Regions from separate parts of the Homo sapiens genome. Here region 2 is linked to region 1. Evidence: read pairs that join two places in POLR2A ChIA-PET (ENCODE). Cell type or tissue: GM12878. All regions are shown on one strand. Each heading gives the region's core, and the rest is flanking DNA. Links, peaks and the distances in the headings are about the cores only. Region 1 holds the start of LINC00309 (long intergenic non-protein coding RNA 309). Region 2 overlaps PELI1 (pellino E3 ubiquitin protein ligase 1).

Region 1 (15,513 bases), core at 4,744-7,243:
CCGAGCTTCTTGGGAGGCTGAGGCAGGAGAATCACCTGAACCCGGGAGGTGGAAGTTGCAGTGAGCCGAGATCGTGCCACTGCAGTCCAGCCTGGGTGACAGAATGAGAATCTGTCTCAAAAAAACAAAAGAAAAGTGTAAGTCATTGGTGACTTTGAAAAGACAAGCTTCAGTAGAGGATTCATGGGAGAAAAACTTGTCTGAAGAAAGATTAAGAGGTGATAAAAAGAGAGAAATTAGAGGCAGCAAATATCGATAACCATTTAGAAAAATTCTGCTTTCAAAAGGAGATGCAAAGAATTGGGGCTGTAGCCCCATTTTTCTTAAGTGTTTTTGTTAGGCATTAGTATGTAAAATTAATACTTGCTAAATGAATGTCCTATTTTTTCAGACAGGCAAACATGTCTAATAAGTGTCTACTAAATACTATGTAATTACTAGAACATTATTGGAAAATTAACAATTTACAATGGAATTAACAAACTATGAATTTTCTTTTCTGTACAAGGTCTTTTTAGAGATTATAATATCATCTCCATTATAGAAGAAACTGTGCAGGCCAGACACAGTGGCTCACGCCTGTAATCCCAACACTTTGGGAGGCCGAGGAGGGCAGATCACTTGAGGTCAGGAGTTTGAGACCAGCCTGGCCAACATGGTGAAACCTTGTCTCTACTAAAAACACAAAAATTAGCCAGGCGTCTTGGCATGCGCCTGTAATCCCAGCTACTCGGGAGGCTGAGTCAGGAGAATCGCTTGAACCTGGAAGGTGGAGGTTGCAGTGAGCTGAGAATGCCACTGGACTCCAGCCTGGGTGACAGATCGAGATTTCATCTCGGAAAAAAAGAAAGAAGAAAGAAAAGAAGAGAGAGAGAGAGAAAGAAAGAAAAAGAAAGAAAGAAGAAAAAGAAAGAAGGAAGGAAGGAAAGAAAAAGAAAGAAAGAAAGAAAGAACGAAAGAAAGAAAGAAAGAAAGAAAGAAAGAAAGAAAGAAAGAAAGAAAGAAAGAAAGAAAGAAAGAGAAAGAAAGAAAAGAGCAAAAGAGGCCTTCTCAAATTGATATATGTTTTAGGATCTTCACTCCCATCCTTCTCAAAATGCTACCATTTATCTCAGCAAGAGCACCTTGTGAAGCATAAGCACAGCAACCTTTGCCACTTATACCCAAGACCTTGCAGCTCTTAGCATCCAATGTCTTACTTCCAATAATACTGTACGATGGGGAAAGGCAGTGAGTTGGTATGTGGGTGCTGTGGGTGTGAGGAAGATAAAGACAGAGGAGGAAGCATGTCTTAAAAGTCAGATATAACTCCAGTGACTAATTTTGACTGTAATTTTGGTGTTTTGTGCTAATAACAAAGGCTAACTTCAAACCCAAAGGTGCATGTGTGTTTGTTTGTTTTTAAGACTTTTCTTTTTTGGAGAGGTGAGAACAGCAGGAATTTTTTGCTATTTTGCTCTTTATTCAAACTATACCTAAGCCATATCATGGTATCTAAATCACTGGTAATATCCTGAAACTTGCATTTTAAAAATCTGATTTAATTTAAATAGCTCTGAAAATATCCTCCAAAAGAGATAACATTTATTGCACCCACAATCATAGTAAAGATCATCTCTAAGTAAAAAGAACATGTTCTATCTTATGCCTTTCACTGACACAGATCATTCCTCACCTAGCTGTATAAGTAGTTTCCTTGTGCAAGAATAAATGTTGAAATTATGTTTAATATACTATGGAAAAGAATGTATTGCTAATCTCTGTGTGAAACTTATGTCTGTGTTAGCAACATTCCAATTGTAATATAATATAGCAGAATGGTTAAGAACACTAGTTTTGAGACCTGCAATGACAGTGATGGCCCAGGAAGTGCCGATGAAGGGGGAGGCATGCCCTCCTGAGTTCATCTGGGCACTGGAGAGACAGGTACTGCGCAGGGTTGGGTCTAGGATGTGGCAGAAAGACAGAACATGAGGAGGATGCAGGGCCTCCTGCTCCCATGCAGCGCTGGCTACCATGGGGGCAACAATGCCTCCATGCAGCAGAAAAAGTACTGCAGGGAAAGCTGCATCCTCAGGCCCTGGTGACCTGCAAGTTGGAGAAGTTCCAGGACCAAACAACCCAATGCACCTGCAACAACACAGTCAAAGAGTTGATGGATACGGGGAGCAAGAGTGTGGATGAGCACATAAACCATATCTATGATCAAAAATATAAAGGGTTCCCTCTCATCCACTGGAAAATAAGGATCTTTGCCCATGACCATCAGGGTTAAGAACAAGAACTATTTAAAAGAATGAAATATTTTGTCTTTTAAGAAAAATTAAGGAATGAAGCAATCAAGAATTGTATTAAGTTCAAATAATACGTTAACTTGCCACTGGACATTTGGCTCCATCTTACATTTTGATCCATAGGAATAGAAATTGAAGAAAGTGATGATAAATTTTGGGTCAGAGCCTGGGCACAGTGGCTCACACCTATAATTCCAGCAATTTGGGAGGCCCAGGCAGGCAGATCACTTGAGGTCTGGAGTTCGAGACCAGCCTGGACAATATGGTGAAACCTGACTCTACTAAAAATAGAAAAATTAGCTGGGCATGGTGGCGGGTGCCTGTAGTCCCAGCTACTCAAGAGGCTGAGGCAGGAAACTCGCTTGAACCCCGGAGGCAGAGGTTGAAGTGAGCCAAGATGGTGCCACTGCACTTCAGCCTGGGCGATGGAGTGAAAGTCTGTCTCTAATAAATAAATAAATAAATAAATTTTGAGTCAGTAGTAGTGCAAGATTTTTCTAGAGCCAGATTTCATGCAGTAAGAGCTTATTTTAGCAGTATGGGTTTCCCCTGTCACACCAAGCCAGAGCCCTCTGAACCAGTTGTTCTTGGTACACAGGTAGCAATGAACTAGAAAATTCCCCTAATCTACCTGTGGTCTGATAGAATTTGAAGAGGGTAATTCTGTTTGTTGCCAAACTCCCATATACCAGGATGTGCCACCACACCATTTTCCATAGGCCATGAAGAAACCTACATGATGTCATTTCTAATTTGAAAAGAAAAAATATTTTCAGAGTATTTTTGTATGGTTTGGTTTGATTTTTATGTTTGTTATGGTTTGAACGTGTCCCATAAAGTTCATGTGTTGGAAACTTAATCCCCTACCCAACAGCATTGAGGAGTGAGATCTTTAAGAGATGACTTTAAGAGACAGGCCCCCTTCCTCACCCTCTCTCCTTCTCACACTGTCTTGCTCTTCTGCCTTCTGCTATAGGATAACACAAAACACAGGCTCTTGCCCGGTGCAGGCCCCTGACCCTGTACTTCCCAGCCTCCAGAACTGAAAGAAACCTGTTCTTTATAAAATACCCAGTCTCAGGTATTCTGTTATAGCAGCACAAAATGAACAGGGACAACATTCAAGGGATTGAAATTGATTAAGATGTGGCACTTGGAGAGAAGGGTAACGATTAGAACTTGGACAGACTCCTGATAGAAGTGCCTTTCTTTCCACCAAGACACAGCTGTGCTTTTCTCGAGGTTCTTGCACATTACATCTTTCAGCCTGGACCCCATGTGATACATGAGAGGCATACATCATAGTGGGCATGGGAAGCAGAACTTTTCTCTTACCTCCATGATGGACCCTGGTGCTTCCTTCCCCTGCTCTTCTGCAGGAGAATAGTGGGAAAGGCAGTGATGCTCTGCTTTGAAGGGAAAAGGGATTTTGATTATAATGTGTACCAGTGACTGGGCACAAACACTGAAAGACAGATTCTTGGCTGCTTAATTATGAAGTGTTGTAAAGTACTAGATTTGGGAAGACTTGTTTTTTTCTCAAGCACAATGGGATGAAAGCCTAAACCTGGCGTTGCTTGTTTAGCCCTCTCTAGTTGCAGAGCCACCACTAAGAAGATGCCTTGGAAACAGTGAAGATAAGAAAACCATGTCCCCTTTAGCACAAAAGAGGATCGGTGCCCCCTTTTCCAAATACCACTTTTGGTCAAGCCAGGGTCCTCTGGGTCGCGCCACGTTCCTTCCCTGGCCTGGGCATTGTGCTGATTAGAATCTTGCTCTCTTTCTACCACCTGATTATTTGAAATGATAACAGCCTGTATATTTGCAACTTCAAGGCTAGGATATAGTTTCCTAGTGATTAAAAAATAAATAAGATTTACTCCACTCACCCACCCCTGGCCATAATAAAGCTACAGCTATGAATCAGACCCACCAATATTTGAATCTCAACCCCTTGACTTACTAGTTAGGTAGTTTGGGCCATTTTTTGTTTGTTTGTTTGTTTGTTTGTTTTTTCAAGACGGAGTCTCACTCTGTCACCCAGGCTGGAGTGCAGTGGCGTGATCTCGGCTCACTGCAAGCTCCACCTCCCAGGTTCACGCCATTCTCCTGCCTCAGCCTCACGGGTAGCTGGGACTACAGGCGCCCGCCACCACGCCCGGCTAATTTTTTGTATTTTTAGTAGAGACGGGGTTTCACTGTGTTAGCCAGGAAGGTCTCGATCTCCTGACCTCGTGATCCGCCCGCCTCGGCCTCCCAAAGTGCTGGGATTATAGGCGTGAGCCACCGCGCCCGGCCGGTAGGTTTGGGCCATTTTAACCTTCCAGGGCCTTGGTCTTCTCACTGTTTTTGTTTTGTTTTGTTTTAAACGGAATCATTTTGCCTACCTTCATGGGTGAGGATCAAGTTAAGTCAATGCAGGTAAACTATTAGGCAACTAGTCAACTCTCAACATTTGGTGGTTATCAGAGTTCACTATGTGGATGAAGACAATACAGCTAGGAGCCCTCCTAGACAAACCCTGGAGAGGAAGAGCTGCTGCAAAGTGTGCAGGAAGCAGGGGGCACCAATGCAGATTTTGCACCCCCTTTCCTCAGGAACTCCCAGGAACAGCCAGGTCACTCCCCAAGCTGCTTCCAGCACCCCCTCGTGTATGCTGATCACTCCTCCAGTGGAAGTGAAAATATTTAATACTTGGAGAACTTTGCAAAGGTCAACTGTGGCTAATAATCCATCCCCCAAGAACCTCATACCACAAGAACACAGACACACGTGCACACATGCATGCACAGACACTCATCTGGCTTAAGAGCATCAAGAGTCAAGGAGGTAGAGCAATTCCAGAACATTATTTTCTCTAGATGTCAACTTCCACAGAGCAGGGCCAGAGAGATTCTGGGACCTGTCCCCAGGGGAATTATTTCTAATACCCTTGATAAAATGTACAAAGCTAGGGTAGGAAGTAGCAAGGTGACAGCAGTGGTTAGGTGGAAAGTTTCTCTAAGAGAAAGAACTAATGAATTCGTTCAATTGAAGCTTTTTAAATATATTTATTCCTGTCACCTTTCAAGTCAGCAGCTTTTTCCAGGTGACATGGCAAAAGGGCCTGGCAAGTGCACAGGGTTAAGCCAAGGACTATCAATACTGCTCCCTAAAATATTTTCACCTCTGGTTTTGGGGATCTGCTTCTTCTCGGGGTCTCTCCTGCTGCTTTCCTGGTAATAGCACCTAAGAGACCCATGAAACAAATCCCCAGTTCAATACAAATTTATAGCTGAGTAAATATGAGCATAGGCTTTAGGAATCCACAGAATTGGAGCTTTGCTTAATACCAGCCGGGAAAATGTGGTTGTCAGTTAACCTCTCAGAGCCTCTTCGAGGCTTGGTTCGCTCATCTATTAAATGAGTCTGAATAAGCCCTACTCCTCCAGGTTGTTGCTAGCATCAGACGAGAAATGTATGCAAAGCCCCAGTGCCATGGCTGACACACAGGAAACATTCAACAAGTGGTAGTGCATTTTCACTAAGTAAAAGGAGTAATGATTTCTTTAGTGGTTTCTTTTAACACAGGGGTTTCTATCCATCCCAAATAGAGGATAGATATTCTAATAAAACAATCATTTATGTGATTTGTGATTACACCGTACAACTCAAGTTCCTGTGGAATGTTTAGCGTAATCAATCCGAAGCTCTCAGCAAGCTCCCTGGGCCTGATTTTCAAATCCAATGTTACTGTAGCAAAGAACTAAAGGAGGGGAAGAAAAGCACCACTGTATTAAATACACCCTCCTCCCCTTTTTCCTAAAGGCTGTTTGTCCCCTTCTCTTGATAAATCTTCAGTTCCCAGAGAGCAGAGACTCTTGGGAAACAGGAAGTAGCAAAATGCCAGTGAGAAAATCCCCAGATGAAGAGCAGCAACAAGTCTCCGGGCAACAGTGTGGTCAAAAGGGGGAAATTCCCCCATCAGCGCTCAAAAACAGTCCCTCAGGAAAGCTTAGTGAAGGTTAATTTGGGAAATTCCCTCAGAGGCCATAGAACAGAAACGGAAAACTGCTGTTTAAGAGAAATCTGAACGGAGCAAGCCAGTTCGTGGCTGCCTGGGGTGCTCTCTGCGTGAACCGCGCTGCTGCTCCAGCCTGACTTCCCCCTTTTCATCCTGATCCTGAGGGCAACCCCGAAGGGGTCCAGTTGCCAGAGCCACTTGACACCCACCCTGCCCAGGCTCCCAACCCAGGAGAATTAATGCCGCAACACCCAGCCTCTTGAAACGAGCTGCTGCTAAAGCAGATTTGCCTCCCCGTTAGGACCTCCTGTGACCCACCCTCATTCCTGTCCCCATGGTAGACTAGCAAGCCACAGTCATCATACTGTGAGTGTCCCTCACAGTCACTTGCTATAACAAGTCCATCAGGTTTTACTGGGTTTTAATCTAAATGTGACCTTAGGATGACATTTCTTAGTGCTGCTAAGCTCCAAGAGGCAGGGAGGAATCCTCCCCACAAAGAAGAAGAAAAAAAAAATCACATAAACATTGTCCCATGAAAGGCTTAGAATGGAATATCCTCTGATCAGCTGAAGCAGAGAAAGCATATAAACACTGCTGGAAAGGGGGCTGGGTCAGGGGCAAGTACTGGCTCTACAGAGCCCTGATCTCCAGATGCAAGCGAGGCCCAGTTCCCTGCTGCAACCAGCTCTCCGTGAATCATTTCCATTCCCATAAAACTTCTATTTGCTGTTTTGTTTTGTTTTTTTATGTGTGACTTAAAATGACCATTTCAAGAAGATGACAAAAAGGAGATTTCAGTAGAAGAGAGAGGAAAGTAGACTCCATCATGACAGCCTAAATTTGTTTTACTGTACACTTACGCAAAATAGGTATCAAATTTTGGAAAAGAGATTTTAAAGGAGAAAGTACTCTGGGTTTAAAATTCTATTAAAAAATATGCTCTACTAGAGCGTGTGTGCCTTTTTTATGTAATCAGGACCCACTGCTGTATGAGTCACAATTATAGATTCTACTTTCAAATATTTTTTGACTCCTAGAAAACAGCCCTGACAAAAACCACTTTTCTGATGTCTTCAAACAAACAGGTTCTTATTCACTTTCATTCCTGTGGTTTTGTTAAGATTCTTTTCTCCAAAAATTGTAAAGATTCTCAGCCACCTAGTTTTTCCTATGCTTGAAAAAAAGCAATAAACCTCCTTTTTAGGTTTGCATGTTTCCTAGCAATTAGAATAGTCCTTAAATTCATTTTGTATACACAAATAGTAATTACAATCGTTACATTTAAGCTACTTTCAAAGTCTCCTACACTTGAAAATTCTAGACAGACTGTCAACATACTCTCAAGAAGTATTCTTTCCATTTTTCTTCTGGGAAAATAGCAGGTATTCAATTCTTAATTCCTAACAAGGAATATTTTTTATTTCGGGGAAAATTTTTCACTGGCTTTCAGCGCCACTATAGTTGTGAATGTGAAATCAATTAAACGAATATGTGGGTCAGCAAAAAAAAAAAATCTCTTTAATGCAGGCACAGATGAAACAGATTCCAACATGGGGCTGAGAGTAATAAATAAACTAATAAAAAAAGGAAAGCATGGAGCAACTTTGATAGAAGTAAGCTGTTTGCCTTTGCCCTGGAAAGTTTATAGTGTTTTAAGCAATTGTAAACATGTCAGTATACGTGGATACCGTTTCCATAGCAGCATAGCAACAGTTAGGAGTTTCTCCAAACATATCCAAAGGAAACTAAAAATAGTCTGTCTTCAATATCAAAATACATACGTATACATATTCAGACAACAGTACATAGAATGATGTGTAATGAGAAGTTCTGCAAACACCAACCTTTCACAAAAGTACATTGCGGATAGTTTTAAAAACCATTGAGTTGGGTGTTTTTAGAAATGGAATAGAAACCAGAGTCTGAGGGAAAGCCACATGCCACATTGAGTTCTAAGATCAGAGGTCCTTGACAACAACTGCCTTCAGCCATTGCTTTGGCTGCTCTACCTGACACTGCTTTTGCCCTTAAAGACCTCTGTGCCCTATTCATCTTTGGCCTGTACCAAAACTGGAGTTGAGTATATGATATGATACATACTCTGATCTCCATTTATTGCAGTATTCTCTCATCTTCTTAAGTTTTCTAGCCATTCATTTCTTCCTCCCTATAGAGATTGGACAGCAGCTGCATTTTGTAAAATAATGTAAAACCACAACAAAAATAATGTGAACCAAGTTCACATTTTCCCAATGAACTGACTTAAACTGACGCTCAGTGACAGAAATAGTGATTCCAAAATGAAGACAGAGTGTCAAGTACATTTTTGGTCCTTCGCTGTTTGTACTTTTTATTTATATCCAAGAATTACAAGTATTTTAAAAACATCATCTAGTGGGAAATATTATTACTAGGGTATATATAATTTATCATCTAAAAAGGAACACTTGAGAGTGAAAGGGGTTGCTATTTATACTTACATTGGGAAAACAGGTGTAAACCAAGACTGTCTCAGGAAGGCCCAGATGAATGGTCACACAGTGTTACACATAAGAGTGTAAGTGTCTTGAGGGCAGGAATGTTTTATTTATTTTTGTATCTTCAGAATCTACTGCAGTGCTTGACACCTAGAAAGAATTCAACAAATGCTTTTTAAATGAATAAAATTTATCATTGGATTATGTTTTTGTAAAACTTTGAAAAGTATTTCTTATACATAATACTAAGCTGAACATATTTCTTTTTTTAGGTCCATAGTCCACATGTTAGGGTAAAATAAAATCTTATGTAGCACTACAGGGTGAATCTTCTTCATCATCTGATCTTCTCCCTCAAAGTAAAGAGGATAAAAATGGCAAAGTAAAATATATCCATGAGTCATAAAAAAGATAATTCTATCAGTCTGGGAGGGGTTTATGAAAGCACTAAAGAAAGGTTAGAATATGAATTCAGATAGGAAGCAATTTTATAATCTGATTTCTATGGCTATGATCCTGGTTTTATTTTTCTTTGCCAGGAATTTTGGCCCCTAGGGAGAAATGCAGAAGGAGTAGCAAATGAGCACACTGACTGGAAAGAATGCTATTTGTCTTTCACTATGTGGAGTTCAGAAGAGCACTGGCCATTGGCGAAGTCCCAGAAGTGAAGGTAAGAGCCTCTTCTCTTTCTGCCCCTATCTGCCAGTTTTGCAAGGAGTGCCTTAACACAAATCATTTTTCCATTTGATGGGCCTCTAGTCAGTTCTTGGTTTTGTTCATTTGTTCGTTTGTTTTGTTTTGTTTTTAGATGGAGTCTCACTCTGTTACCCAGGCTGGAGTGCAGTGGCGTGATCTTGGCTCACTGCTACCTCTGCCTCCTGGGTTCAAGTGACTCTCCTGCCTCAGCCTCCCAGGAAGCTGGGATTACAGGTGCTCACCACCACGCCCAGCTAATTTTTTTTTTTTTTTTTTTTTTTTTTTTTTTTTTTTTTTTTGTATTTTTAGTAGAGACAGGATTTCCTCATGTTGGCTAGGCTGGTCTCAAATTTCTGACCTCAAGTGATCCGCCCACCTTGGCCTCCCAAAGTGCTGGGATTACAGACATGAGCCACCACATCCAGCCTAGTTCTTGGTTTTTAAACCACACCAGGCAGGGTGCAGTGGCTCACACCTGTAATCCCAGCTACTCGGGAGGCTGAGGTATGAGAATCCCTTGAACTTGGGACACAGAGGTTGCAGTGAGCCGAGATGGCATCACTGCACTCCAGTCTGCCAGGTACGGTGGCTCATACCTGGAATCCCAGCACTTTGGGAAGCCAAGGCAGGCAGATCACTTGAGGCCAGGAGTTTGAGACCACCCTGGCCAACATACCAAAACCCCATCTCTACAAAAAATACAAAAAAAATAGCTGGGCGTGGTGGAGCATGTCTTTAATCCCAGCTACTTGGGAGGCTGAGGCAGGAGAATCGCTTGAACATGGGAGGTGGAGGTTGCAGTGAGCCGAGATCACGCCACTGCACTCCAGCCTGGGTGACAGAGAGAGATTCTGTCTCAAAAACAAAACAAAACTATAAACCACACCAAAGGATTGCTGGGGGAAGTTATCATTACATTCAAGCAAAGCACTTAGTGATCCTCCTATGAAAAGGTCTTGCTATCAATCTGCTACCCCTTAGTGGAGAGGCAGCAGAGTTTGGGAGATGGTATTACCTGTCCTTATCATCTCAGACTCTGCAGTCATTCTGTTTGTTTGGGTTTGCAGCCAGATTATTCTACAGGATGTTGCCTAGCATATCTGGATCCCAGTTTCTTTATCTTTCAAAGGGGAAAATAATAATAGTATCCCTTCTGGGGTTATTTGTGAGGGTTAAAAGATATCCATGTAAAACACTTGCGACATGAATCTAAGCTATTATTATTGTCTAGCTCTATATTTCTTTGGACATTTAGCAAGAGTACTACTGAAAAAAATATGTAATTAAAGGCAAAATTTGTACTTTCATGTTTCTAATCCAAATCAACCCAAATGTATGTAACCTAAGGCCAGAAGGAATCTGCTAGGCCTTAGGCCACTTAAGGACTAGATCCTATTTTCATCTCTTTCCCAAGAATTTAATTGTTTATTGCTCTCACACCAAGGAGACCTGGCGTTTTATTATTGTTGTTGTTGTTATTCATTAAATTCCATCAAACTCTAGCCAGTTTGTATTCTGGGCCATACCTAGCCACTACATTTTAGGGAAAGCCGAAGGCCTGTCCCAAAAGAATGATATCTCTTCTTTAATACCTAATTTAGAGGCTAGGAACATTCCAGATAAGTGAGTTTATTTACAGAATTATGTAAGGCTTTACATTTAATGAATTTCTGGTGTCTAAGGGTAGGAGCAGGGGGAATAGGCTCTTTATAAATACCAAATCATGCTGTTATCTACAGACTATGTGCCCGTTGGTTAAATAGAGCCAAAGTCTGTTCAGTTTGATAATTACTAAATTTGACATTCATAGAGGTTCTTTTTAATTCTGGGAGTAAGAAAACCACAAACTCATTAAATTATGATATGTTTCAACCCTATTATCCTAATACAATTACCCCACAGACTACATTGCCACAGGAAGTCTTTGGGACAGCTCCTAAGGGTTAGAAAGTCTCAGTAAAAGGGATTTGATTCACCTAAAAGCCACCACCGTGTGTGTGTGGTTTTTTTCTTTTTTTGACAAGGTCTTGCTCTGTCACCCAGACTGGAGTGCAATGGCATGATCTCGGCTCACTGCAACCTCCACCTCCCAGGTTCAAGCAATTCTCGTGCCTCAGCCTCCTGAGAAGCTGGGACTACAGGTGCACACCACCAAGCCCAACTAATTTTTTGTATTTTTATTAGAGACAGGGTTTCCCCAAGTTGGCCGGGCTAGTCTCGATCTGATCTCAAGTGATCCACCCACCTTGGCCTCCCAAAGTGCTGGGATTACAGGCATGAGCCACCACATCTGGCCTGGTTTAAAAAATAAAAGTGAACATTAATCCACTTGATATAAAGTTATGGTTAATGATTCTAAAGAAAGATATTTTTACTCATGCCCAGCGGAGTCTTTATCCAGTACATCTACACTGGCATTCAAAGTGACAAACAGCAAAGGAAACAGGATCCAACTTCTTTAAGAATATTTGGGGGCAGGAAACTTGGCCATACATCTGTTTCTTTTGAGTAACAATAGCAATAATTTACTTATCTAGTAGTATTGCCATTTATTCTTTAGCCACATCAAGGGAAATCTAATTATTTCCCACAAAATGAGAACTTCTAATGAAACTTTTCTTATTCAATTCATTTAATAAACTATAAAGGTCTAAATAGCACCTAGATTTTCTTAGCACCCTGACTTCTCCAAACCTCTCCTGAAATGTCCATGTACTATGAATGGGACAAGTGTGGCCGGGTGGAAGTGCATGAGACTGAGAATAGGAGATATTGCTTCCTACCACAGTCACGGTTCTGTGACTTAGTCGCTATGAAACTGGGTAAATCTTTTGGCATTAAAATGTTGTCAGAAAACAGGAAATTCACATAGCTTCAAAATGTCACCCCAGGCCGGGCGCAGTGGCTCACACCTGTAATCCCAGCACTTTGGGAGGCCGAGGCAGGCAGATCACGAGGTCAGGAGGTTAGCCATCCTGGCTAACACAGTGAAACCCCGTCTCTACTAAAAATACAAAAAATTAGCCAGGCATGGTGGCGGGCGCCTGTAGTCCCAGCTACTCAGGTGGCTGAGGCAGGAGAATGGCATGAACCCGGGAGGAGGAGCATGCAGTGAGCCGAGATAGCACCACTGCACTCTAGCCTGGGCGACAGAGCGAGACTCCGTCTCAGTTGCAAAGAAAGAAAGATATCTACACAATGGAGAAATTTGTCCTTCAAAATTAAAGTTTATTCCTGTAAACACTCCCAGTGGTGGCAAAGATACCTCCTTTAAGGTTGAATTTGTGCTTAAATGTCACCATTCCCATTCCAACCCAGCCTACATTTCTCTTCTTGTTATTTCTCTAGCTCAGTCCCTTATCTGTTGCCTTCATACCTCTTATCCCAACTCTGAAGTGTTTTATTAATTTGTTTGTTAGATGTTGTGGCGGGGGTGGTTTTGGTCTGTCTTTCTTATTATATCAGCTCCAAGAGAGCAGGAACTGTATCTGTCTTATGCATCACAGAATCCTCAACTTCTAACACAGAGCCTGACATGCAGGGGCATTCAATGAGTACTTATTGAAAAAATGAATCTATGGATGAAGGAGTAAATGAATAGATTTAATTTTTTTAAATACCCCAAGTTATTTGGAGTTAAATCTAGAAGGGAGAAAAATAACTAATCAACCTTCTGTGTCGTGGCTAAAAATTGAAGTAAAACACTAAGTATTTAGTCCCGAGTGGTCTGCAGACCCTAACCTTGGTTCTGAAGGCAACTCTAAGATAAAGAGTTCCAAAATGCTTTGCAAAATGGTGTCTTTACTAGGATAAGTTCATATCTCCCACTATGATTCCTGGAAGAATAGCACTAATTTGAATGTATAAGCTATGCCATTTTTTTTAGTTGTGTCATTTTTTAAAGCAAACTGTATTCCTTACCTCACAGTCCTACATACCCCAAATATCTCACATAACACCTGGAGAGGAATTTTCTCACTGTAAGTCTCACTTTAGAAAACTCCCTGGTCATCAGCTGACCCCATGAACAAAGCGTCCTTTCAATGCCGAGAGCAACCACAGCTGAATAGCAGATCGGATGAACCCATACTGCCATGGCTGTAATGACATCCTTAGAAACGCAAGAGTCCTCACTGAAAGAACAAAGATCAATATTTAGTTTCTTGCGTCCCTACAGGCTGTTCATCAATTTTATAGCCTCCTGTTTTGCCACTTCCCTCACCTCTAACTCCAATTTGCTCTTCTAGGAAAAGAGAAAGGTCAGGCTGGAAGTACATAATAGTAATACGAATGCAAAAACACTTCCAACAAAATCCAAAGTTTGAATTACAATAATTGTGCTATGTTGACACCAATATTTGGTATTTAAAAAAAAATAAATCTTTTGCTGTATTTTAAAACATTTCAATGCATTTTAAAAGAATAAATCTTTGGCTGTAGTTTAACACTTTTAAATGCATTTTTGGTAGTAACTAAATGGACTTTATTAACTACCTTACAAGTGAAAGAACAGAAAGAAAGGGGCAAAACTATTGCCTAGTTATCTTTTTTTTTTCTTTTCAGACAGAGTCTCACTTATCGCTCAGGCTGGAGTGCAGTGGCAATCTAGGCTCACTGCAACCTCCACCTCCCGAGTTCAAGCAATTTTCGTGCCTGAGCCTCAAATGATTTTCGTGCCTCCGCCTCCTGAGTAGTTGTGATTACAGATACCTGCCACCTTGCCTGGCTAATTTTTGTGGTTTTCTTTAGAAGAGACAGGGTTTCACCATGCTGGCCAGGCTGGTCTCGAACTCCTGACCTCAAGTGATCCACCTGTCTTGGCCTCCCAAAGTGCTGGGATTATAGGAGTCAGCCACTGTGCCTGGCAGCCTAGTTGTCTTTATATCCGTTTTATTCCCTGAAATCCGCAATACTAAGCATTGCACGGTCTGACTCTTGGCCTCAACCATTCCCAGACATAGACTTTACATGCTGCTGCCACGGTTTCAACTCCCATGATACACTAACCTCCTAATTTTCATACATTTAATTTCTTAATAAAACAAGGAAGAAATTAAGACTAGTCTCGTAGTAATATAGTTAACTTTCCATATAAATTTCTTCAAATAAACTTTGGAGCTGATGGCATGGTTCGGGAGTGTTTTCGATGATCAGCCAAAATGGGATGTGATATGATATGCAGTGAGGAGCTAAGCCAGGTCCTTGTCACCATCCACCTTTCCTGTTTAGAAAACAACCATTAACATCGCAAAGAGGCTGCCAAGTTAAGTAATTGTAAAAGACTGTCACTAGGGTAAAAATGGAAGATATCTGCCAAATGGAATATGTTGAATGAATGGTCAGTGTCACCCAAGGGAAACCACAGCCAGAGTATGATGTGACAGAGCCAACCAGATTTTTAAAAGAGCTGGGTAGCACCGCGTATGACAAGACCCCCTCATCCCACATTCCTGTGGTGGAGAGCATGGAGGTGACTGAGCTGTTGGTGGCAAACTCATGCCTTCTGCAACTCAATCAGACATCACCAAGGACATTATTATTCTCTAGCTTATGAATAACTATTTTTATGTCTTCACTATTTTTTATAAACTTATTGTTTGTGGAAATAAATTCCCTGGTCATAATGAAATAAAGGAAAAAAGAAAACAATACAACAGACTTTTTTTCAACCAGCGGAGCATATTTTCATTTTTTTTTCTTATGACAACATTTTTAAATTATATTTAAAATTACTCATCTCTTATTCATAACCATCCTGTTGATCAAGTGAGGGACAAGAGTAACCTGCCCAAGGTCCCCAGGTATCAGCTGATTAGGGCCTCTGGGCAGTTGTATCACTTTGGTTCCATCACAAGCTTTTCTTTCTACCCCTTCCCACATCCCATCTCCAGACACTCACCAGGTATGCCATCTCCAGGTGTCCTGGAGCTCCAAAATGACCCTGCCCTTTTCTTCAATAGTTAGTCCCTGTGAAGGTTTCAGTCTTGTGCAAAAATGACAAGTTTAAATGCATCTTTGTTGCATCACCCTATCTGTACCC
Region 2 (15,513 bases), core at 7,400-9,899, 73 kb after region 1:
TTGTTTAGTGGTGGCTGCCTAGAGTGCTGTGTTTAGAAAACTGGGAGTCCTTGTTCAAACTTAGCAGGAAAGAGTACTGTGATTAGCAATTTCTGCTGTTGGTGAGCGGTGGACTTTTGGCATGGATGCCAAATACATTCAGTGTTTATTGATGCCGTTTACATGTCACAGGTCTAGATGCTGATACCTCATAGACTAAAATCTCTGCTTTCATGGTGTTTACATTCTAGTAATAAGACACAAACCATAAAATAAATAAAATACATTGCGTTTTAAGAAAAATGGCTGGGCGCAGTTGCTGACACCTGTAATCCTAGCACCTTGAGAGGCTGAGGTGGGAAGATCCCTCTTGTCCAGGAGTTCAAGACCAGCCTGGGCAACGTGGTGAGACCTTGTCTCTACAAAGAAGTTTCTTAAAAAATTAACTGGACGTGGTCCCAACTACTCGGGAAGCTGAGGTGGGAAGATCACTTAAGCCTGGGAGATTGAGGCTGCAGTGAACCATGATTGCACCACTGCACTCCAGCCTGGGCAACAGAGCGAGACCCTGCCTCAAAACAATAGAAGTTAAAAAATAAATAAAAGAAAAATGACCTGATTTATTCAAAAAATTAATAGCAAGAAATAGGGAGGGAGAACTATAAGATTAAAAGAGACTTAAGAGGCTTTTCCACCAAATGCAATGTATGAAGCTTAGTTCTATCCTGCTTTGAGCAAACTAACTGTAAAAAGACATTTATTCAAAATTGGGGAAATTTAGACTCTGGATATTTAATGAAAAGGATTTGTCCATTTTTTCAGGTGTGAGAATGTACTTTTTAAGTGTTCTTTTAGAGATGTATAATGAAGTGTTTACAACTTAAAATGTGATGTGTGGGTTTTTACTTCAAAATATTGAAAGGGAGAGGAACATAGATGAAACAAGATTGGCCATATATTGAAAATTGCTGAAGGTAGATGCTATATGGATACATGAGGTTTCTTACTTCCTCTTTATTTTTGTGTATGTTTGAAATTTCCCCTAATAAACAGTTTTACACACAAACAGGAAAATAAAGCAGGGAAGGGGAAGGGAGAATAAATGGGATATGTGTATGAGGTTCGGAGGAGGATGCAGTTTTTTGCTTTTTGTTTCTTGTTTTTTGTTTTTGAGATGGAGTTCTGCTCTCATCACCCAGGCTGGAGTGCAGTGGGGCGATCTCAGGTCACTGCAAATTCTGTTTCCTGGGTTCAAGTGGTTCTCCTACCTCAGCCTCCTGAGTAGCTGGGATTACAGGCACACGCCACCACGCCCAGTAGAGTTTTGTATTTTTAGTAGAGACAGGGTTTCACCATGTTGGCCGGACCGGTCTGAAACTCCTGACCTCAGGTGATCACCTACCTCCGCCTCCCAAAGTGCTGGGATTACAGGTGGGAGCCACCACACCTGGCCAAGATGCAGTTTTAAAGGGTAGTGAGAAAAGACTTCATTGAGAAGATGATAAATAGTTAAAGTGAGTAATGACCTGAAGGAGGTAGCACAGCAAGCCTTGCAGGTCTCCTTGGAGCAAGACATTATACACAGAGGGAATAGTAAGTGCAGTGGCCCTGAGATGGGAGCGTGCCTACAACTGCAAGAAACTACAAGAAGACAAGGGTGTGAGCCAGGCATAGTGGCTTGCACCTGTAGTGCCAGCTACTCAAGAAGCTGAGGTGGGAGGATCATTTGAGCCCAGGAGTTCCAGACCAGTCTGAGCAGCATAACCAGATCCTGTCTAAAAAAAACAAAACAAAACAAAAAAAACTAGCGTAACTAGATCAGGGTGAGCGTGAGTACATAAAATCAGCATCAGCATGGGAAAGGAAGGTTAGAGAAGACTAAATTGTGTAGGGCTGGTTATCCATCTTTAAAGGAAAAATATTTTATACACTTATCTAAAATAAGTCTTATACTTTAGAGTAGTCACCATGGAAGCTATACACTTAACAATACTAGCATTACTCAATATTTTTAGAAAAAAAAATTTTTTTTGTCGTCTAAGCCAGTTTAAGAGCCACACGTGAAAATAGCTCATTACTTTGTATTTGCTCCTTGTTTTTAAGGAAAAAAGGGGTGATTGGCCACGTGATATTTCATGTTATTTATCAGATATGACTCACAGAGGATCTTGACAGAAAGAAAATGGGAAGTAACTTGAGGCTATTTCTAAAAATCAGATCCAGTCTGAGAAGGCAGTTATTGTTTGTAAAAGTCAGATCCACCCATAGACTAAAAAGGAATTTTAATAATGTTGTGGATAATTGTAGCATCATTTGGAATAAGGGTATATAACCTCTGAGAGTGACTAGTATGGAAGGCACCATACTAATTTGGATATTTTAAGGTCTCACAAAATGCGCACACACACACACACATACAAGATCATATACAATTCTTAATACTAAGTATCAAAACAGTAATTTCAGGTAAATTTCATTTATATTCTGCATTCAAGACTAAAGGGATGGTATTTAAAACACAGTGAAATTGTTTAAGTCTTGTCGCTATGGCATACACTTGGGGAAGGAACTAAAAGACTAACACATGTTAGTGTTAAGAGATGAATCTGGTTCTTAAGTCTTCTTATATTCATGCTTCATTTCTCAGATTAGTAGTTGTTTTGAGAACATTCTGATTTACCATAAGAACTGTTTTTATTAAAAAAGGCATAGGAAAAATTGGATCTCATCTAAATGTTTAAATGCCCCCAAAAACCTCAATAAATATGGATTGTAAAAATCTACTCTCAGGACAATATACATGTAGGATTACTAATTTTGAACAATTACTATACTAGTTCATTCTTTAGAGGTACAGTTTTTCCAACCTGAGAAACTAAACATTTCAGTGATTTTTACTCTCCTGATAATATTGAGTAAAGAAAGCCATTCTTTTTCTTGTTATTTATGTCCAATGGTGGGGGAGCACAACGTTTTCATTTGTTTTGTTTTGTTTTTGAGACAGAGCCTTGCTCTGTCACCAGGTTGGAGTGCAGTGGCACAATCTCGGCTCACTGCAACCTCCACCTCCTGAGTTCAAGTGATTCCCCTGCCTCAGCCTCCCAAGTAGCTGGGATTATAGGCGCACACCACTACGCCCAGCTAAATGTTTGTATTTTAGTAGAGACAGGGTTTCACCATGTTGGCAAGGATGGGCTTGATCTCCTGACCTCGTGATCCACTGCCTCAGCCTCCCAGAGTGCTGGAATTACAGGCGTGAGCCGCCGCGCCCAGCCTCATTTGTATTTTTAACCAATCATTTAAAATGTAATGCCATGAAGTAGAACTTATGAACTTTTATTATGTAGTTAATTACATAGTGACCACTAAGAATATAAGTATATAACTGTGTAAGGAATACTTTAACAAAGCTTCCTATTTTAAACATTTTTCAGTAAATTGTTAGGAATCTAGTTCTTTAATTCACTCAGAGTTTTTGTCCCTTTAGTGTGTGTAGATGTATGTATGCATGTGTATGTATAGATAGCCAGACTCTCTTACCATATACTGCACATACTATCAGGGCTGAGCTGCTAGACTAGATTATTTAACGTATTTTAAACACTAGTTTGTTAACATGGAACAACTGAGCCCATATTTAATTCCTGGGCTTTCCATTAACTCTGAAAGTCTTTTAAAACCTTTGATTCATCTAAAAAAAAAAAGTGGCAGTGGTTTTTCATAAAGATCTTTGAACTTCTATGATGATGACCATACTGAAGTGTAACTTATTTTAGAAAGCTTTCATTCAGGCTGTTGATTTGCTGGTAAGATCATGAATCTGTTTTTCATTTCCATTTTTGTGGAATAAATGAATAACTTCTGACGGAAGAGAAAGAGAGGGAAGGCAGCAAGAGAAGGAAGGAAAGGAAGAAATTGGATCTCACAAAATAGTAAATATAAGTATGGATAATTCTCTGAACTTGGATGTGCTTAAGTGTCTATGACCTAATGAGCTAAGGCTCAGATGTGTAAATTAAGTAGAGAATAGAAGTAATAATACACCTTGCATTTGAAGAGAAGTTATTGCTTTGCAAAAGTGCATCTTACATTTCATGTTGACTTAAACCTTATGACCATGATAAAATCTATACTTAATTTTGGAAATAATAATGAGTAACAATAATTGAGAGATTATTTGAAAATTCAATCTATTAAGCTTTGTAGATTTTTACAGCAACAGGTTCAAGGTTATTCTTCTCAGCTTGTGCATTGCAAGATACTTGTAATTTCCTGCCTGTCTCACTTTCATCTATTCATTACTCTGCCAATAGCTCTCTTTATCATCCTTTGCCAGCTTTAGTCATGCCTATTGCTCTTCAACAGCGTTTTCTATGTTTGTCTGCCATTTTTATACTTATAAAGTAGACTTGGAATGAATTAAGGTTATAAAGTAGTAACCTGTGGATGGCAAGTACAATACTTTTCCTATTTGTGCCATACTTAATCTTTTTAAACTTTCCTTGCCTATTTCTGGTGTGTGCCTTGGTGGAGATCTCTCATCAGACACTAAGAGATAACTACATGACCTGTAGGATGCAATACTTTTTTAACTCAATAATGTAGGAAACAGTAGGAAACAGTTTGAGTTTAAACTCAAACTCATTGAGTTAATCCTGCATCCATCCAGAACCTACATACCTAAACTAGCAAAGTTTGATAGTAAAATTAACAGCCTAGTGGAATTTCAAAAACTATTTTCAGCTCTTGATGTTTGTTGTCTTTTCTAAAAATGTCAAACAATTGGGGACCTCATCATTACTGTAATACTAACCATATATGACCTTAGGGGAAAACTGTACTTCTGTTGAGCATCTCTTTGACAGTCAAGAGGAAAAGATAAAAAGATAAGTAATGTGGTAAAGAAGGTTATAACTTCTTCCTTCCACAAGAATGAATTATGAAGTGACTGGCCCTGATATTTTTCTAGTAACTCATTGTAGTGCTCAACATATCATTTGGCTTAATCTTTAGAAGGCACAGTTTAATTTTATTTTTTAACAATAAGTGAAAACAATTGAAAGTGCTTTGTTGGTTTTTCAAAACTTTAATGTTGAATTCCTGGTTCTTGGCAGATACTATCCGTAGTATTTCATGTTCCTCTGGGTTTATTTCAGATTTAATGAACTGCATGTACTGGAAGCACTAAAAGCTGATTGGCTTTAATTTAGACTACAGTTAGCATGATGGATTTTTCTTTGAATTGTTCTCACTGTCATTCTTTAAATTTACCATCAAAGGATCAAAACATCCAAATTACAAAACTAAGTTTATCATTCATGAGAAAATGTGTTAAATACGTATCTTTTGTAAAGTAGCGGCTGCTTCTAATTAGAAACCGGTCCTATAGACATACCTTATGTATCAAAAAGCTTTTTAAATATACTTACTGCTTTACTGTTACTTTCATTTAAAATAGGATGATTCAGTTTCTGAACTAGCCCTGTCTGTTCTCCAAAGGAACTAGGATGAATTTTGAGGAGGGGCTCTTAAACTTTGAGCAGATCTGTAACTTCATTGAGAGCAGACATTTTTAAAAATTCATCACTGACATTTATTCAACAAAAAGAAGATCAGATTTTGCTAAAGCCTTTTGGTTGTGTCTCTTTTAGAAATAACGTGTTGATTTAGTTGCATATAGTTCAGCTCTTAAGGACCAGTCTTTAAGGCTTTAGCCAGAATTTGTCTCCTAAAGCTGACTTTAAAATGGCTTCCAAAAGGATTTGCTGAGTTTCAGAACTGAGTAGGCTGCTAATGATTCAGTAGGCCCCCTCATTTTCCTCCTACTCCTTAAATTGAAGGCTCCTTCATACCATCTAGGTACCCTGAGTCATCATGGATAAACTCTAAAGAAGAATTGTCATATGGAAAAACTCTACATGAAGTAAGAATGTCAGAAAGCAGTCTGAGTCAGAGATCATTCATTGCTCACAATGATAAAATCTATAGGTTGTGGGCTTCATTTTAAATCTTTTAACATACTTCCATGTATGTCCTTATTATAGGATTATAAATCCTATAATGCCCATAAAACCATCTGAGGTGTTTATTCCCAGTTAATTTCTAATTGGTTTGGTTTTTATTATCTATTACATGAAAAGGATTTTGTATTTTTTATTGAATAAATAGAGAGGAGAGGCAATATGATACAGGATAAAAACCACTATATCAGAAGTTAGGGGACCTGGAGTTCTGGTTTATCTTCTCAATATGTGACCTTATATATTTCATTTAACCTCTTTGAGCTTGAGTTTCCTTATCTTTACAAGGTCAGTAACTCCATCACTCACACCCTCTTTGGAACCAACCCATGGCAGATACAGCTAGTAGCTGTATCTGTATCGGTATCTGTATCCCAAACCAGTTTCAGGTAACTTTTTTATACAGCACTGTCAGAAACTATATATATAATTGCCATTCTGATGAAATCTCTTTGTCATCTCAGCTATATTGGGTCTCTTCCAGCTCCAGGATTCTATGACTTTAAATAATTTGCCTATAGAAAGTCTCTCTCTTCTATCTATACTGTCTCTTCACATTGAGTGCTCAGGGTTGAAACTCACTGTATGAGCTTAAGAATTCTTTGTAGTCAGGGATAGCATGTTTATGTTTCATTTAGTGATGTTAAAACAAATGATTGAAGAAAACTCATGGGGGTACTTAAAATTCCAAATGAAATGGTAACAAATAACAATGTTTAGTGCTAATTTGATGGAAACTCATTTTAAGTTCTAAATGTTTATGGCACAGACCTCAGGTTAGTGAAATTCGAAGTGATGTATTTGTCTGGAGGGCACATGATGAAGACATAGGAATTCTAGACCAAGAAATAAAGAGGCCTGAGTTCTAGCTTTGCAAACTGTTTTTTTAACCTGGTTAGTGTCTTCATCTATTGTAATGGTATCAGACCAGTGTTTTTCATTAATGTATTATACAAATTACCTAAGGATCATATTATAATGCATATGCTAATTCAGTAAGTATGGCTGGGGCTTGAGATTCTTCATTTTTAGCAGGCTTCTGGGTGTGCTACTGCTATAGGCCATGGACCACACTTTACTTATAAAAGTACTATGCCATTTCCAAGGCTCCTTCTGGTTTAAAGGGTCTTTAAACTATAACTCCACTTCTTTTTCTCCAGCTCTTTCGTATCACTATTAAATTTGTACTTTTTGAAACCACATATTCCTAGACTTATTCCCTATTTTCTCAGTCTGAGAGCTCCATTAATTTTGTTGTTTTTCCCTTTCCAGAATGAACTTGACATAGGTGGTCATTCAAGTTAAAGCTAAGGTAGTATAATAGAGTCTTTAATAAGAAGAAAACTTTATTCAGATGCCTCCCCCACTAATTGGTAGCTCTTTTGCCTTGGACAGTTGACTCAGTTTACTTAATCTCAAGGTTCTGAGAACAAGCCTCACCGGGACTTATTAAATCCCTTATCCAAAATGCTTGGGGCAAAAGGTGTTTTGGATTTCAGATTTTTTCAGATCGTGGAATATTTGCATTATACTTGGAAGAGCATTTCCTTTGAGAGTTGTGTTAGCACTTGAAAAGTTTCAGGTGTTGTAGCATTTTGGATTTCAGATTTTCAGATTAGGAATGCTCAACCTGTATCTTCCTGGTAAGGTTGTTGAAAGGAATAGAGATAATATATAAAGTTCTCAGCACGATGTCAAGCATAAAGTAGGTACTCAAGAATTGGAAGCTATTTTTATTATTTCTACTGGCATCCTGACTTGGTCTAGTGGAAAGAGAAAAAGGAGGGGGAAAGATCTGTTGCCAATTCAGTACCTTTCTCTGTGAGCCAATTTAAATTTTCAACTGCTTATTAGACATATTAACTAAAATTCTTCAAACTTACCATAGTGAAAAAGACCTCTGTTTTCTTTCCATATCTGTTCTGCCTCCTACAATACTGGTAGAGATTACTGTTTCTGGCTGGGTGCAGTGGCTCATGCCTGTAACCCCAGCACTTTGGGAGGCCAAGGTGGGTGGATCATTTGAGGTCAGGAGTTCGAGACCAGCCTGGCCAACATGGTGAAACCCCATCTCTACTAAAAATACAAACATTAATTGGGCGTGGTGGTGTGTGCCTGTAATCTGAGCTACTCCTGAGGCCGAGGCAGGAGAATTGCTTGAACCTGGGAGGTGGAGGTTGCAGTGAGCCAAGATGGCACCACTGCACTCTAGCCTGGGCAATGGAGTGAGACTCCGTCTCAATTTAAAAAAAAAAAAAAGAGAGAGATTACTATTTCACTCTCTACATGCCGGTTAGGATCCTGTCGTTTCTGCCTTTGTTTCTCGAGTACAGTTGGCCTTCTGTATCCATGGAATCTGCATCTGAGGATTGAACCAAGCATGGATCAAAAATATTTGGAAAACAAATATAATAAAAAATAACAATACAACAATAAATACAACTAAAAAGTACAGTATAACAACTATTTTCATAGCACTTACATTTTATTAGGTATTATAAGTCAGAGGTCCCTACCCCCAGGGCATTGACCTGAACCTATGTGTGTATATATATATGTGTGTATATATATATATGAATTGCTAGAACTTTTTGACCCCTGAGAGCTTTAAGAATATATCAAAATTTAAAATTTGGCACTACTTTAACAAATTTAATATAATATCTTATTATTAATTTTCCTATTAGCTTTAGTAATGAAATTTGTTGATAGCTAGTTTTTTAATGTCTTAAGCAAACTGTGCTTTTGGACCAAGAAATTCATAAAGAACCATGAAAACGAAGGTTCTCTCCTAGGTACTCAGGGCCTCAGGGAGAGATAGGAGTAAAGGGTTATGAAGGGCAGTAACAACAGAGTCTTTATGTGTTGATTTCTAGAACTGATTTTAGTCTGAAAATGAAAACCCAGTTCTTACCAAAAAGGAAAATAAGTTACCCATTGTGTTTTACTCTTCCTTTTTAACACCCAAAGTATGAAATGAAATAAAAAATAATACATTATGGCTTCTAATATCATTTAGATAGATTCTTCTATTTCCTGTGTTATATTACTGTGTATATGAATGAGCACATCTGTTCCCAAAAGGCTTTAACATTCTATAGTCTCTAGGAAATTTTATTTTTTTCTTCAAAATTTCTTGAATAAATTTTATAGAAATATGTATGCTTTTTTATGCACCAAATTAAAATGAAGATTTCGTAAGATCTAATTTAGCAAACTTTTTAATGTCTTTCCCTTATTTCTTCAATATTAAGTGCTGCAAAATGAGCAAGACAGTTTCTCCCTTGGAGGAGTGTTCAGCTTTAATAGAAGATAGCACAGGGTCATATGTAACTATAATATAAAACTGGATAAGGCCCATAAAAGAATTGCAGATAAACTATGGGAGCTCAAAAAAGATTATACCCAGTTTAGGGAATAAGGAAAAACTTTCAGACTGGGAAAAGAACATCAAATGGGCCTTGAAATACTATTAGAATTTTTTACAAGTGAATAGTGATAACGTTAACAACACTTGTTTGCTGAGTATTTATTACATATTCAGTTTCATTTTTTTCAAAAATGTCTGATATATGAACGTAGCATAGTGGCATATGCCTGTAGTCCCAGCTACTCGAGTGGCTAAAATGGGAGTAACCCAGGAGTTTCAGACTAGCCCGGGCAATACAGCCAGACCTTATCTCAAAAGAAATTCTTTTTTTGATATATGTGATATAGAGAGTAACAACCATGTCACTTTAAATTGGGGGGAAAAGTTGGGAAGAATCTGGAATTATGGTGGATTCAAAAGACACATGATTCAAAATCTCAAAATCAAAAGTCACATAGCTTATTGGGACACATCAAATGAGAAGCTTTCTACTGCAGCCACCACAATAATTTTTCGTAGTATATACTAGAGTTGAAAATCATTTCTAACAAAAATTACATTGTGTCTCTGGAGAGGTAATCAGTGATTTGCATGAAAACTTAATAGTACATACATTGCCTTAAAAAGTGCTACTTTAATCTTCTATCATTTAAGAAATTCCTGTGACTTTATGTGGATCATCAATACAAGCAATTGTAGACTATATTCTATTATACATATTCTAGAATCAGCAATGTATTTATTTGTTTGGTGTTTACGTAAGTCTTAGTGTGTTTTATAAATAATAGGAGGGTTTGTTTAAAGTGGGCTTTTGAAGATACAGTGTGACTTTAAAAGAATGGTCTTAGAAAACTTATAAATAGCCTAAATATGTACTGAAGAACATTTCATAATCACAAAAAAAGAAATAATATATCTCATGAATTATTAAGAATTTGTTTTTTAAATAAAGTCCTCTTTTTGAAAAGGTATTAAGAAGAGGAATTAGACAAAACTTGTTTGAATATGGTTGTAATTGCAGTTTACTGAGTTATATATAAAAAAGCCCAATTAGTTTAAACAAATACAGTATCTGGGTTTATGGTATTCTGAGCCTCGTATTTTTTCATTGAATGTCAGGGGTATATTAAAATGCCTCCCTTTATGTTTCTATACAAAAGATTGTTCTGACAGTAAGTTTAAGTGATTTTCACAACTTATTGCTGTCTAAAAATTTCCCTTGACTTCACATTTTGTTCTGAATATGTTGGTTTCTTTCCTCCACCCACACAATGTTGAAGGCAAGGGAAGCAAGAGTTGCAAAGTAATACAGTGAATTTGAGAACCCTGGCTTTTTTTCAAAACAAAATAAACCTTTATTATAAGATTGCTTTTTATTGATACCAAAAAAGGGTGGCACTTTGGCAAATGGTCAGTAAGTGTATGAATAGCCTAATTGATTTAGCTGGAATGAATAAGAAGCTTTGCTATTTGTCCTTGTAGATAGTTGGCTCAGTAAACATTGTGATGGTGATAGACCAAATTTTCCATGGTGAAAGGTAAAACAGAACAGCAACAAAAAACTCATCAAACTTATAGATCCAAATATCAGCAATTTTGTGTCTGTGTCAAGGTCTTCAAAGAAGGAGCAATGTGTTAATTAGGATCTCATTTGAATTTCTATAGTGAAAAAATAATCATTTTAACTTACATAAAACCCAAGAGTTTGACAAATGTTACTATGTGAAAATATTAATAGAGGAGATCCTTGCTGAGAATTTAAATCTGCATGAAATTCATAGATGTGTGTAGAAATTTAAATTTATCATACACTCCGCAGTAAATGCCAATAAAGGTGGATGGCATAATTAGGACAAAGATAACAGTAGAAGCAAAATAAGAATTTTTTAAAAACCTTATGGATGTCACATTAGTCTGACTCAGTCTGTAACTCTAGTTAGAAATGTAAAATTTTAGGGATTTTTGGGCTACTGTAAGAAAAGAATCTGCTTTGGGGGTGGGATGTGAGGAGAAAGAAATGTTTGTGGCAATTAAGATGTATATAGTATATTTAAGAAGTACATTTGCAATTCTAATCACTTAGTTCAAAAGGAGAAAAATATATCATGTGTAACTTTATTTACTTTTAATACTATTATTATTATTACATGATTGAAAATAGAAAATCTTGAAAAATTCTAGAGGGTAAAAGTGTTATTTCTAATTCCATTAGCTCCTTTTAAGATAGGAACATTTCATATTAGTCTCCTAGCACAGAATCTGAACCATAATAGGCACTCCATAAATGTTTACTGAACTAACCTGAATTTTAGAAATATCAGGGTGCAAAGCAGAATTATTTTTCTAGGCTTTAAAACTATACCACTGCTCCTTACCCCTGTACACACCTTCGAATCTCAGTTTTGATACAAATAGGTTCTCAGTTTTGGGTGTGAAGAAAACTGGTTGATATTTTTTTTTAATCTACTAAATGTTGGCCAGAGCTGAAATTGCCTGAAAGGGAACTTGATTTAGCAGAATTCCTTCTTTTCAGAAAGAAGGACTTAGACTAAATTATATGAACGGGAGGAGCCTGTTTTTATCTGAGATGGTTGATTGGAAAAAGAATAGATAAACTAAGGTGGAGAGTTGATTTGAAAAAAGGAAAAAAGATAGTCCTGTCTAGTGGTCAGTCCTAACAGTGTGGTTAAAGGGGAGCTAAATTTCAACTTTCAGGGGTCAGCTGAGACAACCACCTAGATTTTCCAAGTTAGTTCCAATTTCAAGTACAATAATCCTTTGACAACATAGAAAAGAATTATAGTTAGCAAAATTGCAATTGTCACAGTCAAGGTCTTGTTGGTAATAGAGGGTTGGGGAAAAAGTTAAAACAGCATTAAATGAATATATTTTTAACATAACAAAAGTTCCCAGAAGACATCCACTTCAAATTCAAGCCATATTCATCAATGTTAAAAACCTTACTCTTCTCCCTGATAGTGTGAGGAAAAATAAAATAAACTTAAAATAAAAAACAAGAAAACCTCACTCAACATTGTTTGAAAAACATAACTGTGATGTTATGATCTACTAAAGCATGGTATCCCAACAAATTTCATACAGAATCATGCCTGTCTGAAACTTTACATTTTTTGTAGAGACAAGGACTCACTCTGTTGCCCAGGCTGGCCTCAAACTCCTGTGCTCAAGCAGTCCTCCTGCCTGGGCCTCCCAAAGTTCTGGGATTACAGGTGTGAGCCACCTTGCTCGGCCTCAAATAAACTCTTAATGGCTTGGAATTTAACAGGTCTTGTGCTTTCATTCTCCTTTATTTTGTTGTTGTTGTTTAATAAATATCAGCACAAGTGTTATTTAACAACCTGGACTTTTACAAATTAATAGGCGTTAAGGGAATCTTTTCTTTGGTCTTGGTAGTCTATCCATCTTTCTAAGAGTATAAAGAGATTTTTCTTTACTATACAGATGTAAAGAGGAGTTAATAATTGTCATACTTTTTGTTTTTTGATTCAGCACTTCCTAACAGTCACTGAGCTTACAAAGCCATGGTTCATGATTTCCACAAACTTACTTTTTATTTATCTCCTAACCAAACTCCAGGGAACCTACTGACTTACCCTTTCCTGAGAACACAATATACTTTTTACCCCTTGTCTTTTTTATCTTTATGCGATTGTTTCTTCCACCTAAACTGGTTTTTTTTTTTCACTTATCAAAGTCCGGTCTGTCTCTCAAGGTCCAAATTGAATACCTCTGCTATGAAGCTTCCTCTTGTTCCTCTTCCTCCTAAGTAATAACACTTTTCTTTGAAGTCTTACGGTATTTATGGTCTTTTGCATTAATATGATATCTGTTCTATACTGATTTAATTTACATCCTTTTTTAGTAAACATAAGTAAACAAATGTTTGGTATAGGGAGGCATACCTTTTGCATTAGTTTGAATACTCCCATAACTTCTGACCTTATAGTGAATGCTCAGTAATATTTGTTGGGTTAGTAATTGTGTTGTTGGTGACTCTAGATGCACTAAATTAAAAGTAGGGAGACCCGCTGGGCACAGTGGCTCATGCCTGTAATCCCAGCACTTTGGGAGGCCAAGGCAGGCAGATCACGAGGTCAAGAGATCGTGACCGTCCTGGCCAACATGATGAAACCCCGTCTCTACTAAAAATACAAAAATTAGCTGGACATGGTGGTGTGTGCCTGTAGTCCCAGCTACTTGGGAGGCTGAGGCAGGAGAATCGGTTGAACCCGGGAGGCAGAGGTTGCAGTGATCTGTGATCGTGTGACTGCACTCCAGCCTGGCAACAGAGTGAGACTCCGTCTCAAAAAAAAATAGGGAGACCACAGCCCTTGGTTTAAGAACTGCTCCAACATCAAAGCAAATTAAACTGCAAAGAAAGCTCACAATGGTTATTAATAGAAGAAATCATTAATTAGCATTTTATGGAGAGTATAGGTTGAATATATCCCTTAACCAGATCCTTGGGACCGGAAGTGTTTTGGATTTTGGAATACTTGCATATATATTATGAGATATCTTCGGGATGGGACCCATAAAATTCATTTATGTTTCATATACACCTTATACAAATAGCTTGAAGACAATTTTATACAATATTTTTATTAATTTTGTGCATGAAAGTTTGTGTTAAGTACTTACATGTGGAATTTTCCACTTACGATGTCGTGTTGCTCAAAAATTTCAGGTTTTGGAGCATTTTGCGGATTCAGATTCGGGTTGTTCAACCTGTACTAATCTAGGTACTTCTGTGGTGAAGGGATATCATCATCTGTTAACCTAGGTATATTAGTTATTAGAAGATTTTGACTTCTAGCTATTTAACCAAATAGAACTATTAGCTAGCTAGAGGGACAGGCTAGGTAATTAATTAAAACATTGGGTATTTATATTAAATACCAGGCATTGGATTAAATACCAAATCTGTTGGTTTGGTAATGTCTTTGTCCTCAGAGGGATCAAGTGAAACTTATTGGTCATGGGATTATATTGAGCTATGTATTTGAATATTCAGCTTACTTCGATGCTGTTGCTGTGGTGTAATACAAAAATCTATTTGGTCTTTCTACCACGCTGTCTTCCTGGCACAGAGTTCCTATAATGCTGAGAATTTTTTTGAGTGATAGGATGTCTTTTATTATTTATAACAACCCCCTTTCTGATCATAATAGGTAACTTAGGGTGGGGCCCTGAGATGGCATCAGGATGGGGCTGGTCGCCAGAAGGACCAAGAAATTAAGAGGGTTGGGACTTTTGTCTCACCCAGTGACCTCTGGGAAAGGGACAGAGGCCTGGAGATTGAGTTTTTGGGTTGGTGAACACATCAAGTTGCTGGGAGGGTGGCATTCCTGGACAGGGCATGGAAGCTCCACTGCTCTACCCTCCCCGCGCCCCCGCCCCCACCCCCACATACCTTGCCCTGTGCATCTCTTCCATTTGGCTGTTCCTGGGTTGCATTCTTTTTAATAAACCAGTAAACATAAAAGAAGTGTTTTCTTGTTCTTCTGTGAGCTGTACCAGTAAATTATGGAACCTGAGGAGGGGGTTGTGGGAACCCCCAATTTATAGCTAGTTGGTCAGAAGTCAGGTGGTTTGGGACTTTGATTGGCATCTGAACTTAGGGGAGTCTTGTGGCATGAGCCCTTTAACTTGTGAGATCTGACACTAAAGGTAGATAATAGTGTCAGAACTGAATTGATTTGTTGGATGCCCAGTTGGTGTCAGAATTGGAGAGTTGGTGGTTGATGTCAGAGAGAACACTCATTGAACATGATGCAAGATTATCAGCAAAAACATAAACAAAAAAGCACATGTTTATGATTAAAGCTAGTCTGAAACAGATTATGAGATTTAAAATTCCAAACCTAAGTGTCAATTTCATAATTTCTGGTACAAAAAGCACTTCATTTGGGAAAGCTTTCAGTTTTGCTTGTGAAAATTTATCTTGTAGAATGTTCAAATGATTAGTTTCCCTCAGTTTCTCTGGCCAAGAAGTAGGAGTTAACAGTATCTAGAATTTTTAAAATTTATGTAGGTTATAAAGTTGCATAAGATCGGTAATATATTTGAATTCCAGAGGTATGTGCCAGCTTCCAGTGAACCTTGAGTCTATAGCAGGCTTTT

The links. Peaks named below come from ENCODE experiments on the same cell type or tissue, not always from the same donor. Only the 100,000 strongest peaks of a DNase experiment are listed, where the experiment ranks them.
Region 2: POLR2A ChIA-PET joins it to region 1 with 11 read pairs; 8 of 35 experiments call an interaction of 5 or more read pairs at or near these places.

Annotation. Positions count from the first base shown.
Region 1 is chr2:64,195,162-64,210,674 of GRCh38, reverse strand. It overlaps LINC00309 (long intergenic non-protein coding RNA 309), which reads left to right and starts at 5,190. Exons shown (of 6, transcript NR_033837.1): 1 at 5,190-7,385; 2 at 7,587-7,682; 3 at 9,317-9,447. RefSeq lists an enhancer at 6,096-6,425. In GM12878, for the core only: no CTCF peak of the experiment used is centred there; DNase peaks (open chromatin) are centred at 5,651 and 6,194; H3K4me3 peaks cover 519 bases; H3K27ac peaks cover 2,243 bases.
Region 2 is chr2:64,124,365-64,139,877 of GRCh38, reverse strand. All of the region lies in intron 1 of PELI1 (pellino E3 ubiquitin protein ligase 1), which reads left to right. Among named protein-coding and RNA genes, the nearest start is that of PELI1, 12 kb to the left of the region's middle. In GM12878, for the core only: no CTCF peak of the experiment used is centred there; no DNase peak of the experiment used is centred there; H3K4me3 peaks cover 578 bases.